Linked DNA regions of Mus musculus: region 1 is linked to region 2. The links are chromatin loops, found by intact Hi-C in ENCODE. Cell type or tissue: heart. All regions are shown on one strand. Region 1 overlaps Ltbp1 (latent transforming growth factor beta binding protein 1). Region 2 overlaps Ltbp1 (latent transforming growth factor beta binding protein 1).

Region 1 (2,500 bases), 280 kb before region 2:
ATGTCTTAGAATCAGTGAAATTAGAGATGAGTCCTGGATCTACCAAGAGCCTTTGAAAACACTGGTGAGAGTTAGTGCAGCTAAGATTGTTGGAAGTTTCACTGTGGAAAGCTAATACTTAGCACAATGGTGGAATTATTGAGAGGTTTTTTTCTTCTTCCCCTTTTGGGTCAGCTGAACTGCTACTGAGAGTTTCATTATGTGAATGCATTTAAAATAAACTATTTATGAACCTGCTTAATGCCGTTGTGCTTTAATGTTGGGATGTTAACGTCTGCATGAATCCCAGAATGGATTTAGTATTCTATATCATGTTGGAATGATGACAGGCCATGGGGGCGTAGGACAATGCTGGCACATTTTCAAAGACATTCCTCCCTGATCTGGGTACTGTAATAAACACAACTGCAGCTCGCTCAATTCATTATACACACAGTGTGGGTAACAGTTTGGAAGCTTTTTTTTTTCATTTTATTTTCTTTCCTTCCTCCTCCTCCTCCTCCTCCTCCTCCTCCTCCTCCTCCTCCTCCTCCTCTTCCTCCTCTTCCTCCTTTCCCTTCTCCCCCTCCTCCCCCTACCTCCTCCTTCCCCTCCCCCTTCTTCTCTTCTCCCTCCTCCTCCTTTCTTTTTTGAGCCACTCTGGTTTTAGAGGATTATGTATAGAACTGGAAATAGTATCTATCTGGTAAAAAGAGAAGTTAGATTTGACCCTTTCTTTAAAAAGAAAAAAGAAAAAAAGTAGCGAGAACTGCTGGATATACACACAGTGTGTGAACACCCACAACAGTCAGCGTACAAAGGGGCTGCCTTAGAAAGCGTGGATGGGTGCGATTTGCTTAAGTAAGATTTCGCTGTCGGGCAGCAGGTGGCAAGCTTGGCTTTTCGGTGTTCCCCTGTCTTATTATTTTTTTTATACTGTAGGATGCCAAAATTCGAAGAGGGTGGTTTGAGTCCACTAGAATCTGTCATTTCTTGGCAGCGCAGCCTTGAACCACCTCCTTTCCTCACTGCGGGTAATTGCCTTTCTTTGGATACCACTGCCGACCTTCAATTCCCCTGTTGCAGATGCTAGGAATTAATTCATATGAGCAATGCTTTATTCTCTTGTGATTTTAGCAACATGTTCCTAATGGAGAAAAGAAATTAGAAACAAATGAGTTTAATGCAGGCCCCATGCGATTTATATGGATTTGGTTGTGTCATTTCATTTAATAATGAATTTTGCGTGTATGTGTTGATATGGATATATATGTGTATATATATATTATTTGCACATGTCTAACTAGCTAAGTGCCTCGCTGTGGAGGTGAGAAAGAAGTGTATCTGGTATATCTGAAGTGGGTTCTAGGAAAGTATTTGAAAACAGAGCGGTAAAATACACACCCAGACCAGAATGCCAAAAGGGCTTCCTTGAGCTCTGCCATGTGCATATTCAGAATATGAATGAATGGAGCTGAGCTGGGGGCTCTGCACGCACTACTCAGTCACTGATCCACACCCCACACCCTAGGGTTTGAATTTTAAGTCTAGAAAAGAATTTACTTTTGGAGAGGAGAACCAAGAAGAGGCAGACACCAAATCCCTCTCTAGTCCACTCATTTGCACTTTTCTATATTAAGTGTCACACTTTAGATTATTTAATGTGTTATAAAGAATGGAAAATGATTTAGAAACCCAAGCCCTGATCACTGTAAGCATTTAGGAGTCCCTGAGGGGTCAGCATCAGCTCTGTGCTAGCTTCTCCTAGACCTTTTGTTAGACCAGAGTTCACACAGGGTATATTTTGCATTCATTTGTTTTGTATATGTGCTTGGCTTTTTTTTAATATCATGGCTCTGTATTTTAGTTTTTTCTTGTTCAAACATATGCTACCTATAAGCAGGTACATAGTGTATAAGGATAGCACAAACACTGTGCTCTTATATCTCCTTCCTATGTGAGACCTAGAAATGTTGGTCATATCTTTCTAGGCAATACTATGTAACTCTTCCTGAGCCCCTTATCCTGTTCTTTCCCAGGAAGGATTTCCTGCCAATCATACCTACTTCACAGATATTTACATATTTTAGAACATGGTTCTACAGTATTTTGTTACCCAGCATTTGGGTTTTAACTAAGTAAAATCAGTTCCCATCTGGTAAATCACATGTGTAGGAGAGGGCTAACATTATTTCTTGTGATGAATAGCTGGGCCCTTGCAGTGTCTGACCATTTGCTGTATAGTTATAGTGAACATTTTAACACAAATCTTGCATTGCAAATTGTTTTTACAAAAAGTTTTTTTTTTATATATAAACTGAAATAGGGGTCAAATGTTGTAGAAATTTTTAATCCTGACCTGGGGTTTCTACCCAGGCTTTGACCAATTAGTTTCTGGATAAAACACACACACAACCTTTATATTTACAACAAGCCTTAAACAACACAAGAGCTAGGTAGATACCTCCCCTCTATGCAATTAGAATCTACTTTCTATCGATAACCCCAAGTTAGTACCTAT
Region 2 (2,500 bases):
GTGTTATGGCCAGTAAGTTATGTGCTTCTCGGGTTGACAAGAAGAGAGATCCATTTCCTGAGATGCAAATCTAAATTGTATATCATTCTCCTGTTTTCACTTTCAACTTCAATCTAAACTTTATATTTAAATTTAAATGTATTTAAAACTATACATTTCTTCCTTCATTTTGTTATTTACCAAACATACTCTCTATAGTAGGCCAAAAAGTTTGTGACGTGTTCACAATTTATGTTTGGAAAGACAGAATTGTGAACTAGGGTGTTTTATTCCTAAATCTGTCTCCTAAATATACGCATGATACTTTCCCTGTGTCAAAATGCTGTAAATCTAATCTAGCACCACCTTTTTATATGGTTTTACCCAAGTAAAAGAATTTAGACTCTGCCTTAGAGATGACTGAGCCCGTGACTTCCACATCCTCGCATGGCCTGGCTCTCCCACGTTCTCAAAGATCCCAGTGTGAGCTGTTGTGTAACAGTCCTGAGGTGAGAAGGAAGACAGACATTTGACTTGCAGGCGACACTTGAAAAAATATTGTAACTGGGCAATAGTTGTAAAAACCCTTTCAGCGTTGATGGCGTAAGGGCTTTTCCAAGAAATGTCTTTCCAGAGAATGTTAATAATAACTCGGGAACATCCCATTTGGGAAGCACAGCAGAGGGCCACCGCGTTTTCTTAGGAGACCCAGGATCCCACTCTGGTTCGACGACTGGTTCTCCCCGCTGCACTAGGCACATGCTTTCAAATCTCCTGTATCTAAAATTAAGAGCTCTCTGTGAACTAATGACAATTTAATCCTGTCTTAGTGTGAGCGCATGCAGCCTTTTGGCCACATGTTCTGTACACTGTGATTCCCGAAAAGTAACTGCGATCCAGGTAGAATGGAGGATGGCTAAGCTAGAAGCTCATGCAAGCCTTCTAAGCTGAGTTGGAAGTATTCCATGAAGGCAGGGTTCACTTCTGTGGGGTTGAATGTTGGTGTCCAGGGAAATTATATGCTGTGTGGAATGGCTGGCCTGCAATTTTTACTGTTCCTCACTGAGAGATTGTTGTATTTATTTAGAAAATGAAACATCACCCCTCCCATAAAGCAAAAAAAAAAAAAGCTTTCTTTTTACAATGGGGTGGTTGTAAAACAACATTCAATAAAGAATTATGTCTATACATCTGTTAGCCTGGTTCTTCCAGCGTAGAATGGCAGTACCAACACCTGCCTCAAGGTGGCGATCAGGTGCTAGCTGTGCTACTGCCTGGGTTGTAGGACAGTAAATACCCCTATGTTAAGTGATTATTATTAAATCCCCTTCTAGAAAATAAGTTGAGTTCATTCCGGTTCTACATGGTTACCTTGTTATACAGTGCCAGCATCTCTTTGAAGGGAGGCAAGCATCCAAACCAGTATTCAAGGTGGGCATTCAAGGGAGTTTAGGAAGAGCTCTTAAGGGTGCCAGAGCATTTAGGAACGGGTATGGCCCCAATAGCTCTGCATGCTGACAAAGAAGCTTCCCTTGTGCCCTGCGGGCTTCTCTACCAGTGCACCGTGTGAGCTACGAGGGAGGCTTCATGCCTGTAGAGGGCCAGCTAATGACAGCTTTTGAAGCGAACACTCGATGTATTAGATCTACAAAATGTAAAACCTAGACTCTAAGCGGTTAACTTGAATATATACAGCATTTCACCCTAAAACAACCTCCTAGAAAATGCATTTATTCTTTCTTCTTGTTTCTGTCTCAAGGAAGACATTATATGTCCTGCTGTACATAAGTCCTAACATTGTCATAAATTGTTAAGCCTTCCCTTATAAATTGTCCGCTTGATGTCTCGAAAGTTCTGTAGCTGATAAGATAGCCCACAGCTCTTAAAATTTTTAATATTTAAACAGCCTTATTAATATCAGAGAGGTCAAGCTTAAATACAGCGGCTGAGGATGAGGCTCAGTTGGTAGAGAACATGTCTGCCAAACGAAAGGCCCTGGGTTGGATTCCTAGCACCACATAAACCCAGCATGGAGTTGCACTGCTGTGACCTGAACACTAGGGGTGTAAAGGCAGGAGGCTGAGGGCGTTCAAAATAATCCTCGTCCTCCATAGCGAGTGCAAGGCAGCCTGGTCTAGATGCCCTATCTCAAGAACATATAAGTAATTTGAATTTCTTTGTATATTTAAATACTGTTCACTCACTTATTCAAATTAATTTAACTCTCTTTCAACCTAAGGTCCTAATTCTTAGAGCAAATACCTTTCAAACTGAAATCCCAAGGTTTTCCCCAGTCCACAGCTCTTTTAAACACAGTCCACATCCATAGTACCCAGGGGCAGGAAGGAGAACTTCACTCTGAAGAAAGCGTTCATACACTGGCCCTCTTACATCTGCAGTCTGTAGAATCATCATTTTAGGCCACCCGAGGTCACTGGGTAGAGAAAATCCAAGATTGACTCAGGCAGTTATTGGAGAATCAAGAGCCAAGACACGAGGCAATCGTGCTCTCTCCAGCCCC

Evidence for each region. Peaks named below come from ENCODE experiments on the same cell type or tissue, not always from the same donor. Only the 100,000 strongest peaks of a DNase experiment are listed, where the experiment ranks them.
Region 1: it touches region 2 in a loop (2.6-fold over the local background); 9 of 42 quality-filtered maps call a loop at or near these places.

Annotation. Positions count from the first base shown.
Region 1 is chr17:75,088,058-75,090,557 of GRCm38, forward strand. The region is part of intron 3 of Ltbp1 (latent transforming growth factor beta binding protein 1); the gene reads left to right. Among named protein-coding and RNA genes, the nearest start is that of Ltbp1, 84 kb to the left of the region's middle. In heart, a CTCF peak has its summit at 858 (motif pointing right); a DNase peak (open chromatin) is centred at 944.
Region 2 is chr17:75,371,338-75,373,837 of GRCm38, forward strand. The region is part of intron 31 of Ltbp1 (latent transforming growth factor beta binding protein 1); the gene reads left to right. Among named protein-coding and RNA genes, the nearest start is that of Rasgrp3, 63 kb to the right of the region's middle. In heart, a CTCF peak has its summit at 1,221 (motif pointing right); no DNase peak of the experiment used is centred here.